2 separate regions of the Homo sapiens genome follow, and region 1 is linked to region 2. The links are chromatin contacts, found by Hi-C or POLR2A ChIA-PET in ENCODE. All regions are on one chromosome and are shown on one strand. The core of a region is the stretch at or near the end of the contact, and the rest is flanking DNA. Distances in the headings are between cores, read along the strand shown. Region 1 overlaps ATP6V0A4 (ATPase H+ transporting V0 subunit a4). Region 2 overlaps KIAA1549.

Evidence for each region. A loop is a pair of places that touch in the nucleus more often than their neighbours do. ChIA-PET counts read pairs that join two places held with the same protein, here RNA polymerase II (POLR2A). Pooled maps may share reads with other maps.
Region 1: a map of PC-9 shows a loop between it and region 2 (10-fold over the local background). The contact joins two enhancer-like sites. A Hi-C loop is called at or near these places in 7 of 168 maps with a recorded cell type or tissue (CD4-positive, alpha-beta T cell, CD4-positive, alpha-beta memory T cell, CD8-positive, alpha-beta T cell and 2 more) and 10 of 50 pooled maps. POLR2A ChIA-PET finds 5 or more read pairs at or near these places in 6 of 52 experiments (CD4-positive, alpha-beta T cell, CD4-positive, alpha-beta memory T cell, activated T-cell and 2 more).

Annotation. Positions count from the first base shown.
Region 1 is chr7:138,749,418-138,755,464 of GRCh38, reverse strand. It overlaps ATP6V0A4 (ATPase H+ transporting V0 subunit a4), which reads left to right. Exons shown (of 22, transcript NM_020632.3): 11 at 2,628-2,840. Among named protein-coding and RNA genes, the nearest start is that of TMEM213, 46 kb to the left of the region's middle. RefSeq lists an enhancer at 4,502-5,304. Within about 2 kb of position 2,809, at least 8 of the 41 ENCODE cell types and tissues checked have a DNase peak (open chromatin) inside an H3K27ac peak, as active enhancers do; they include PC-9, where a contact is called at or near this core.
Region 2 is chr7:138,888,580-138,894,526 of GRCh38, reverse strand. It overlaps KIAA1549, which reads left to right. Exons shown (of 20, transcript NM_001164665.2): 10 at 1-185. Among named protein-coding and RNA genes, the nearest start is that of KIAA1549, 90 kb to the left of the region's middle. Within about 2 kb of position 3,371, at least 7 of the 41 ENCODE cell types and tissues checked have a DNase peak (open chromatin) inside an H3K27ac peak, as active enhancers do; they include PC-9, where a contact is called at or near this core.

The DNA.
Region 1 (6,047 bases), core at 1,560-4,059, 140 kb after region 2:
TGACCACAGCCCTAGTCAGCCTTCAGGTGGCCACCCCGATCTGATAAAAGGCACCCTTTATTGCCAGCCTCGGCCTAGACGGAATCTATGATACAACCACCCAGCCAATTAAGTTGAACAACCAGTTTGACTGATTATTTTCCCACTGAATTGCCTGGTTGTTTAAGCTGATGGGTTAATTCTGTAAAAACAGTGAGTCTAGTTTCACCATGTGAACATTCATTCATCCCAAACTCATTTTCTTTGTAAAGTCTGTCACCATCCAGGGTCACTCAACACACTTATGATCAGAAATCTTTCTTCAATCACAGCAGCTTTGAAAGTAATCACTGAAAACAGCTGGGCCTCCCTCGCTGGCAGACTCTCATCAGTGCTAGAGTTCGATAGAACTTTCGGTTATGATAGAAGGTTCATGTGTCCTGTGCTGTCCAACACTGTAGTCACGAGCCACATGTGGCTATTGAGCCCTTGAAACATGGCTAGTGCCACTAAGTCATTTAGTTTGTATTTTTAATTTTAATTCAATTTAAATTTTAGGGCTGGGTGCGGTGGCTCATGCCTATAATCCCAGCACTTTGGGAAGCTGAGGTGGGTGGATCACTTGAGGTCAGGAGTTCAAGACCAGCCTGACCAAACTGGTGAAACCCCATCTCTACTAAAAATACAAACACTAGTCAGGCGTGGTGGCAGTCACCTGTAGTCTAGTCTCAGCTACTCGGGAGGCTGAGGCAGGAGAATCGTTTGAACCTGAGAGGCAAAGGTTTCAGGGAGCCGAGATCGCGCCACTGCACTCCAGCCTGGGCAACAAAGCGAGACTCCATCTCAAAATAAAATAAAAGGAAATAAAATACATAAAATTTAGTAGCTGCATGTGGCTGTGGTAGAAGTCAACTCAGTTTTAGATTCTGGACAAGTATGTTAAGAAATTAGATATGTGCCTCTTTCAAAACCCTTAGGCTAGCAGACAACTTTACTTTTCCAGAAAACCTGTGTTTAATTTTTTTTTTTTTTTTTTTGAGATGGAGTTTTGCTCTTGTTGCCCAGGCTGGAGTGCAGTGGCGCAATCTCGGCTCACCGCAACCTCCGCCTCCCGGGTTCAAGTGATTCTCCTGCCTCAGCCTTCCGAGTAGCTGGGATTACAGGCATGCGCCACCATGCCTGGCTAATTTTGTATTTTTAGTAGAGATGGGGTTTCTCCATGTCGGTCAGGCTGGTCTCGAACTCCCGACCTCAGGTGATCCACCCACCTCATCCTCCCAAAGTGCTGGGATTACAGGCGTGAGCCACTGCGCCTGGCCTGTGTTTAATTTTTTAATCCTCTCCATTACTTCTTTGTCACTTGTCAGGAACACTGTTTCCCCAAAGCCATTGAAGTCCTTTCCCCCCAATTCTCCATGCTTGATTTTATGAAAACGTCATGAGGAGAATGGAAAATAAATTCTGCTAGATGTGTGCTTACATTTAGTATGACGGGTTGCTGCTGTGTCGAGGGCTTCAGATGATCCCAGCTGAGCAGCTTCTGCAGGGGCAGCTTTCTCCTTTGGCTCAGTCCCTGCCAAAGATGAATCTTAGACACTGTCTGATGCTGAGGCATATAATTCGGGCTATGCTCTTTGAGGTTTCTGAAAGTCACCTCTGTGCTGAGGTGCTCTTGTCTCCTGGAAATCCCCAGGCCAGGGGGCATTATATTGCAAAGTGACAGGTAGTATTGGGCTTGTGAGATGCTTCGGTGGCCTCATGGCTCTCGTTAATCTTAGAGCCAGCATGTCTGTCTTACAGTGTGTCTCTTACAGAGGCCATGTGTGCTGAAAAAGATTACCCTGTTTGTTGTATCATCAAAACATAAAAATGATTCCATTAAATAAATTCTGTGTGGGCCCAATTGTCCATTCATTCCTTCATTCATTCACTTGTCATTTATTGGAGGGATTATGTATGTAAAGGGTTGTGGTAGATGTAGTAATCTCTTAGGGTTGCTGTAACAAATTACAGCAAACTGGGTGGCATAAGACAATAAAGATTTATTCTGTCATGGTTCTGGAGGCCAGAGGTCTGAAATCAAGGCGTCAGCAGGGCCGTGCTCCCTCGGAAGACCTGAAGGGAGCCCCCTCCTTGCCTCTCCCCAGCTCTGGTGCTGCGGGCCGTCCTCCGCATTCCTTGGCTTGCAAGTGCCTACTTCTCTGCCTCTGTTGTCACGTGGTATTCTTCCCTGTGTGCCTCTGTGTCTACGTTTCTTATCAGGACAGTGGTCATATGGGATTAGAGCCCATTCAAATCCAGTATGACCTCTTCTTAACCTGATTCCATCTGCAAAGACCCTCTTTCCAAAAAGGCCATATTCACAGGTATCAGAGTTCAGGACTCTTTTATGTGGACAATTCAACCCATAACAATAGGACAATGAGGAATTTAGAAGAAAAGGAAGATACAATCTCTGCCTAAGGGTTTTAGCCTCTAGCGGGGGAGATAAACTGCTCAGGAGAGTTCAAGGCCAGGTGACAGCCACAGGTCAAAGGAGCCTGCCAGAGCAGAGGAAGCTGCTGTGGCCTGTGACACTCCATTTTTGGCACCTTGTCAAACAGCTCTGTGAAGGTTCTCTGTTTTCCTGTGTGTTGTTTTTTGTATAGGTCATAACACAAACAGAGTCTCACCGCCAGCGCCTGCTGCAGGAAGCCGCTGCCAACTGGCACTCCTGGCTCATCAAGGTGCAGAAGATGAAAGCTGTCTACCACATCCTGAACATGTGCAACATCGACGTCACCCAGCAGTGTGTCATCGCCGAGATCTGGTTCCCGGTGGCAGATGCCACACGTATCAAGAGGGCACTGGAGCAAGGCATGGTGCGTGGCAGGTGGAGCCAGGAGGGGTCCGATGAGTCAGCCCCTCTGCTGGGCTCTCAGAGGGTGTTGGCCTCATGGGCCACATGAACTCAAGTGACTTGGTGGTAGGATTGCTTCCTTCATCTTTGTGTCTTCAGTTATCAACCCCACTCGAGGACATAAAAGAAATTCCTTTGTCTTTTCAGTGTTTGACAGTTGTTCACCATTTTTTGACCTTTTGTGAGTACGTATTGAGGTTTTTTTAAAAAAAAAAAAAAAATAGAATCTCGCTCTGTAGCCCAGGCTGTTGTGCAGTGGCACAGTCTCGGCTCACTGCAACCTCTGCCTCCCGGGTTCAAGTGATTCTCCTGCCTCAGCCTCCCGAGTAGCTGGGATTACAGGTGCGCCCTACCACGTCCAGCAAATTTTTGTATTTTTAGTAGAGACGGGGTTTCACCATGTTGGCTGGGCTGCTCTTAAACTCCTGACCTCAGGTGATTCGCCTGCCTCAACCTCCCAAAGTGCTGACATTACAGGTGTGAGACATCACACCCGGCCATACTGAGCATTAATGTGCCAGTCTCTCAGCTAGACTATCGTTTTGGGGGGATTTTGTCTTTTTTTTCTTATTAAAGATGGGGACCTCGCTATGACACCCAGGCTGGAGTGCAGGGCTGTTCACAGGCATGGGCATACTGCCCTACAGCCTCAAACTCCTGGGCTCAGGTGATCCTCCCATCTCAGCCTCCCAAGTGGCTAGGACTACAGGCACGCGCCACCATGCCCAGCTCCACTCTGCTAGACTGTAGATACCACCTGTTACCTCATGGAGGTTATAGTCTAGCTAGAAAGATGAATAACCAAGCATCTATAATAAGAGCCAAAATATGTAGATCGCTTGCGGTGTGTCCGAGATGGCTAAGCACTCTGTCCTCGTTGAGTTCTCACCGCTCCCTCCATTCATTCCTTAGACATTCCCTGTGTACTAGGAACGGATCTAGGGCTTACACACTGGCAGGCCAAGACCCTGCTTTGATAGACATTCTAGAAAGGGACACGGAGGCATGTCCGTGACTAATGAGATTTCAGGCAGTGATGAGTGGTGGGCAGGAAACCAAGCAGGGGACGGCGAGGGGCAGGATGGAGAGTGGGGGCTTGTTCTGATCACCGTTATTCACCCCATTGAAGGAGGGACCCCCTCCTGCCCTAAATAGTACAAGATGGCCGAACACATTACCCTGACACTGGACAGACGGGCTTGACAGCTGTTTTTAGTCACTCGTCTTCAGAGCCCAGGGGAGAAGGACACCGCACGCCATGCGGGCCACACAGGGCTTGCCCTCGGGAACTGCGTTTGGGAGCAGAGTGAAGCAGCAGGGCCGGTGGGAGGCAGGCTCTGCAGTGAACGAGGGTGAGGTGACCTTTGGTTCTTGCAGAAGGATGTGATTAGCTTGTTTGAATAATTTCACGGGGTGGGAGGAGTGAAGCCATTAGGTTGAGGAGTGGGTGGCATGCAGCTGGTTTGGCCGATGGGGAACTAGCTGGGTGGCATATCTGGTGACGGCAGATCTCGTGTTATCTGAAGAAACCCTCTCTGAGCAGGCGGCATTGATAGCATGGGAAGGTTGGGGGCGGGAGGAAGGGTTTTTCAGGCGGAGGAATCTGAAGGTAAAGGCCTTGCAGTAGGAATGGGTTAGAAGGTGGGAGCTTTCTTTATCCCCTTCGTACAGATAAAGAAATGGAGGCACAGAAAGTAGAAGTAACCTGACTACAGTCCTATAGCCAGGAGGCAGGGTTTGAATACAGAAACTGTTCCTCAAAACAGTCGATGCCCCCACATCATGGTCCAAAAACCACCTAAATGGGGCACTTAAAAAGCATTTCAACCAGGCTGAGCAGGGCGGGGGTGCGTCCTGGAGGAAGTGATGCATGCGCAGAGCGCTGGGAGGCTGGCCGGGGAGCAGGTGAAGGGAGGTGCGGCCTCCTGAAAGCAGAGGAGGATTGAAGCTGGGACCGTGAGCACTCGTCCAGCTGGTGTCAGATCCCAGTGGGTGTGCATGTGGCACGTGCTGTCGGGTGTGCGGTGGCTGTACGGTTCCTGGACAGGGAGCACTTGGAATTGTTAAGACTCGAGTAGGTAGAATGGATGCAGTGGCTCACGCCTGTAATACCAGCACTTTGGGAGGCTGAGGTGGGAGGATCATTTGAGCCTAGGAGTTCAAGACCAGCCTGTGTAACATAGCACTGTATGGCTGTAGTCCCAGCTACTCAGGAGGCTGTGGCGGGAGGATCACTTGAGCCCAGAAGTTTGAGGCTGTAGTGAGCTATGATCATGTTACTGCACTCCAGCCTGGGACTTCCTGTCTCAGGAAGAAAAAAAAAGAAAAAGAAAAAAGACTTGAGCAAGTGGAGAAGAGAGGTGGCTAGTGTAGACATGGCCAGTTTCCATGGGGAAGCGTGGGGAAGGGTGAAGGTGTGAATGGAGGATTAAGGCATATTGTTAAGTAGTCTTGATCACAAGACTAAAGAGTTTTGATTTCATTCTTTAGGCGATAGGCAGCCTTTGAAGATTTTAAAGCAGGAGAGTAACATGAGTAAAATAGTGCTTTTTGTTTGTTTTATTAAAAGAGTGCTTGAGCAATCTAGGTGTTAGATAAACGGAGAGGGGAGAGGCTGGCAGAGATGCTGAGGCTTGGAGCTAGGGTGATAGCTGTGGGAATCGGAGGAAAGATTCCGAAAGGAGAACTAGCAAGCTTTGCTGGGTGATCGACTGACTGAAACCAGAGAAGGACAAATCCATGATTCCAAGATTCTAGGAATCTGGGAGAATGGAGGCTCTGCTGAAGGGGCAGGGAGTTTGTGGAGGGGACCTGGCTTTGTGGAGAGTTGATGAATTCAGGATTAGACTCCTGGATTTTGTGGGGTTGGTGACACATTGGAGTTTGAAAGTCTAAGCAGGCAATTAGGAAAAAATTGGGGAAGGGCCAGAGCCATTTGGAAGAGGGGGATGAATTGAGAAAGTGGAGAGGAGGAAAGCATAGAGGGCCAGGAGTCATAACATTCGCATTTACAGCAGTAGGAGACGGGAGATTGTCAGAGACTCCAGAGGGACTCAATTCTCTTGACAGCCCTCCCATGAGATGAATTGGATAAGTATTGGGAAGGTATTAACTCTCTACACATAAGGTCGTGAGTCTCAGAGAGATCAAGAGATTGCCCCAAGTTCGC
Region 2 (5,947 bases), core at 2,122-4,621:
CTGTCGACAGGGTGAAGAGGCCGTCTCCGGAATCCCAGAGCAACAACTTGTGGGTCATTGTTGGCGTGGTCATCCCAGTGCTGGTGGTGATGGTGATTGTTGTCATCCTCTACTGGAAACTATGCCGCACAGACAAGCTAGACTTTCAGCCTGACACTGTGGCCAACATTCAGCAGCGTCAGAAGGTAACGGGCAGCCTCTTCCCCCAGTGTTCCTATAAGCAGTTTTGTGGGGCAGGGATAGGATGAGTTTGGGCTCTTGATACTGAAAGATGAGGAAGAGGGAGGGCTATTATGGAAATCTTCTGGCTTTAATAGTGGTATCACTTTGCCTTTGTTTCTGCTTCCTGAAACCCTCCTTCTGTGGTAGTAAATACAGTCCAAGAATGTGAAACTGTATAAAAGCCTAGCCATGACATGCCCTCCGGGTTCTACTATGATTTTATTTTGTATTTTTTGAGACAGAGTCTGGCTCTGTCACCCAGGCTGGAGTGCAGTGGCGTGAGCTTGGCTCACTGCAGCCTCCGCCTCCTGGGTTCAAGCGATTCTCCTGCCTCGGTCTCCGAATAGCTGAGATTACAGGCGTGTGCCACCACACCTGGCCAGTGTTTGTATTTTTAGTAGAGACAGGGTTTTGCCATGTTGGCGAGGCTGGTCTCGAACTCCTGGCCTCAAAAGATCTGCCTGCCTTGGCCTCCCGAAGTGCTGGGATTACAGGCATGAGCCACCGCACCAGGCCGAATTCTGATTTATTTTATCCCTGGATATTTTCAGAGGATAGGAGCCAAGGCAGACTTTCTCAGATCTGTTTATCTATTTTGTGTACAACTCCATTGGTCAGTTGCTTTATTTTCTGTTCACCCTATTTGGAAGCCCACTTACCCACCTTGATCATTAAAAACGAACAATACATACCTTGAACATTTTAACTTAAAATATATGAATGGACATTTATTTGCCAATCCTTCAACATATCCCAAGTCTTGTTTTGTTTTGAGTGTTGGTCTACTGAGAGGAATTGTGTTTGGTCTTTCTTACAATAAACAACACCCATGACGTGTCAGTTTCAGGTTCCAGTTTGGGTTTCTTTAGAGAAGAGCAAAGCTACCTGAATGCAAAGTTCTCTCGATTTTTAATACCTCCCCCCACTCCCTATCTTAGAGAAGAGCAAAGCTACCTGAATGCAAAGTTCTCTCGATTTTTTTAATACCTCCCCCCACTCCCTATCTCCTAATTTTGCAGACTTTTGAGTTAATTCACTCACACCTAATTTGACAGCAGATTTTTTAAGTAACCCCTCTTTCCTATGTCTTTCCAAAGCATTCAACTTAAGTGTTTATAGAAATAGCAATTTTCTTTTCCAACGTATGTTTCAACAGTTTCCATAGTATTCGAGGGTCACATCAGGTTTCAGAGCAAAGACATTGACTTTTGGTCAACATTGAGCTCACCTGGTGTGAGCAAAAACATGCCAGGCCTAGAGGAGCACTCACTAGTACAGCATAAGTATCAGTCAGCGTGTTTACCAAGGGAGTGGAACGTGGTAGTCAGTCCACTGTTACTAACAGTCTGCTGGATTAACATGCACTTTCCGTGGGTCTCCCAGATTTGGAGGACTCATCCTGCTTTAAAAGCTTGATAAAAACAAGCAAAAGTCAAAAAACAAAGAATAAAAGATTGCCCTATTTATTTTTAAACTTTATTTTGGTTGTCTTGGGTATGAAAAATTCTGCATATTACAAACCTAGACCTGTCGAATGGAAAAAAAATATGCATTACTTTAAAATTTATTTTACTTTTGTAAAAGCAAAGAAAGAGTATTTGTCTTTTCATATGAATTAACAAAAAAATGCAAAGTATTTATTAAATTGCAAGCTTATGGCTATCAAGTACATGAAAAGCATTTTATACATTAATGTTATGTTTGTTGCCTATCTTTGTTTATTATTTACACAGTCTGCTAAGGTTCTTTTGTTGTTCTTGTTATACTGGTGAATGGCATGGGGAAACCTGGAAAAAAAGTGCTGGGTATACTAAATGATTCATAGTGTGAATTTCACTGTAATAAGATCAACAATAGGTTTGGAAATGTTTTTGTTCTGTTGAAGAGTGTTGTTACAGAGGGAGTTAACCAGTGTAGACGGTTATGTATTTAGGTCTTTTATGGGCCACATTTCCTAACGTATACACTGCCATGGAAGTCCATCTATTATCTGTAACTTCAGTAAATTATCAGAGCACAGCGTCTCTTGGGGTCAAAATGGAATATTCCCCAAGCTTTCTCCTTCTCTCACTTTTACTTCCTAAACATTTTCAAGTCCCAGATGTGGCTGTAAATCAAATGGACAGAGTTTCAGATGGAACTTCCAGCCCTTAGAGCTGCTCTTTTTCCTTCAGGGCTGCAAAGACCTGCCCATACATCCTGACAACAGGTTTACAGAAAAGGTCCTGCAGGGAGGATTCCCCAAAAGAATAACTGTCTTCTGACACTGTTAGGAGGGCAAAGCCTTGCCAGTGTTGCAGAAGCTCAGTCGTGTTTTGCTGGCACAGGAACCCACCCTATAGATTTTGTCGTGTGTTTAAAATGGGAAAATGATCTCTTCATTTAGTTTAAAAACAAATGTCTTTAGTTCATACGTGTTTCTTTTAAGGTCATGTGGCCATAGCAAAGGGCCTCTAGCCTCGTCCTCAGGGTAATGTGCAGAGATGTCACCCTCCCCTATGACTTCAAGAGCTCTGTCTCCTGCTCATGTGGCTGTTGTCTCTCTCTCCGTTCTGCTCTCCCCACCTCCTGATGCGCCTCACCATACTCTCGGAAATCCTTCAGCAAATCCCAGAGCTGCAAACATCTGGAAACAATAAATCTGCTGACCTAAAATCTGCACCCCCCTTCCCCTCGTAACGAGAAGGAAACCTCTTCAGATTGTCTGGGAGTAGATTAATTTTGAAATATGATAGGAGGGAGAGGCCATTCTGTCTTGTTTTGAGGCACAGCCTTTGCTTATTTTCAGTAATAAAGAAGAAAACCCCATGCTTTCTTTTATCTGTATTCTCTATCTGTAGACTCAAGTCATCATTTGTTACTGTTGCCTAAAAAACTCCAGCCCGGATCCTCTTCATCATGAATGGCATTGGCTGGATGCCACTGGCCTCATGGAAACTTATTCCTTCTGATGGGGGATAGTCCACACCTCGTTACTGGTGTCAGACCAGAGCTCCTGACTGCCCTTGGTTGCTTCTAAAGGGCAGCACTTTGGGCAACCGGCTGGAGCTGCCTCAGGCACTGGGTGTCACTCACCAAACATTGAGCATTTGCTGTGAGCCACACCAGATCCGGCTCAGTTACCAACACAAATAGCACGCGATCTCTGCATTCCAGGGCTTTAGCAAGGGAGAAGGACGAGCCATCCGAAAGCAGACATCCAGGAGTATAAGGATGTCTGGAGAACACAGAGGAGGGGGGCACCCCATTTGCAGTGGTGGGGTACTTCTACCTTCTTCAAGGAGGTGACACCAGGGCTGAAGCTTCACGGTGGAGATGAAGGCGGGCCCAGTGGGGGAGCGGAGGGCAGCTCAGGAAGCTAGAGCAAAGGTCATAAAAAAGGGCACAGCCGAAAGCCAGGTGGCAGAGAGCCAGGCCCTGGGGGGTTTTCAGGACATAGAAGGGATTGCAAATTATGCTGTAAGCAGTGGGCAAGCATTGAAAGGTTTTCAGCAGGGAGAGCAGCTTGAACACATTTGCTTTTGGAACGATCCCTTTGGGAGGCAGTATGGACAGTGAATTGAAAAGAGGCTCTGTGAGCATATCGTTCCATCTCAGCCAAGGTCAGCTCATTCCCTATGGTTGCTGTTTGATTCTCTGCAAAGGTCGCCTGTCACACCTAACGTGTAGGTGGTCTCAGTTCACCCACAGCTGGCTGACCGTGCCGGGTGTCACCTGTGGGTGGGAGAATCTGGGAGCCCTGCTCTCCCAAACTCCGGGACCACAGGGTTACGGGAGTGCCCGTGTGGGGCTGCACTGAAGACAAACAGATGGCAATAACTTTGCCTTGTCTCCACTTCCTAAATGGAAGCAGCATGGTGGTTGTGGTGACGTTTCACAAATGACATCAATCAGGTAATAAATGCTTTCAATGGCACTCGCTACATGATGGCAAATTTTTGTTCAGACACTTTTGGGATTTGCTCTGTGTTTCTATTGTCATCTCAACTCCTTCCCAGGGGCTCAGGCTAACCCGAATACTGTGGGCTTCACTGCGTTTTGTGCCACCTGGGCTGTACTGTATTTATGGCCCACGTGTTCACATTCATCAGGCGTCTCTCTCATTACTTGGCTGACCTGCCCACCAGTCAGTCTCCTGGGCTTGTTGGTGACGTATTCCGGTGGGGCACAGACACTGTGGCCTGTTCCCTCTGTGATATGTTAAAGAGAGAAAGAACAAAAGAGCCATCCTTCTTCAGAAATAACTCGGTCCTAATATGAATATTGAACACTCTCATTAATCTTGATTCTTCTTTTATAAAATACTGATTAAACCTATGCTGCATGTGGGAGGGAGCTGGAGACATTGTATACCAGCCAGACTGAACTCTAGGTTCTATTTTAAAAGAAGTGGAGAAACTAGAAAAAGTGATCTGGCAAGTAGAGATGAGACAAAAGAAGGTAATTATCTAAGGGAGGAGGGGCAGTGTTCCCTCTAGGTTTTCCTTCTGTGTGTAGATGGCTTTTGTTTTGTGCATAATACGCACAGACTGGTTGCCAAATTTCTATTGGTATAGAAGGTGATGACTCACTCAGTTTGTGAGAAGTGCAAGGATCTAATGGATGTATTTAAAGACTTTGGTCAGAATCAACAGTAAGCCAAGAGGACTTGTATATTTCATTTATGACACGTGCCGTTTTCTTGGTTACCCAGAAAAAAACCAGTCAGTTTGGTACTTCAGTTGAGCGTTTTGAAATTCATCTGGTCATCAGCTATTTCTTGAGGGACCCTGTGTCGCATCTTGTTGTTGACTTAACAAAATATTGTATCTAAATTCTTATTTATAACTCTGATGCCTTAGAATTCTTAGCTGTATATTAACTGCTCGATGTTTCATCAATCAACAGTAATAATAATGCTGTCAGCATCATTTGTAGGGTACTTTGGCATTTATGAAGCATTTTCATGAATACTGTCATGTTTCTTTCCTACATGGGCCCTGAGTGTACGTGAGGGAAGACATTTAGGTGCCTAGGCTTGGGCTACGTAGACCGCCCTATAGAGGCAATACTGTTTGTATTTTTACGTTGTTGACTTTGGAGACCTCCACTTAGGGGAGGCCATCTGTAGCTCCTTTTCCAGTTTTGGTAAAGCAAACCACCTAATTTGTTAAAAACAAAACAAAACAGTTGCCCAGTCATTAGAGGCATTCACTTTCTTAATGGGAAGTATACCAAAAAGGATTTCAGCAAGGTTTATTAAATGATGGAGGTGATGATTAAATGACTGTTTAGTATATCTGTTTTCTTTCGCTTAGAGGCACCTTGTATGTAGTTAAATGAAGTGCTGCTGGGGTAAAAGCAACCCCATAAAATTGGAAATCGCTCCTGTTAGGATTTTTATCATCAGCTGTGAATAAGTGGCATCCAATATCAATTTTCTCAGGCATCTGAAAAAGGCTTGACAGATGGACATTTGAGAATTATATAGATGGATTAGTATTTCATTTCAAGATGAAAATAATATTTATAATTATATATTTCATAAATTAGGACCGCATGTCAAAGTCTGAGAAAGGAATCATCTTAATCACACAGAATGGATTTTTTAATGTGCAGGAGGGTTACCTCTTAGCCTGCCTAATTTTTCATCTGCCCATACATACATCAATGATTTGCTTTCAAGAGAGCAGTTGAATCTTTGTGGAAATTTACAACAAAAGGAAAAAATATTCGACTAGTAAGT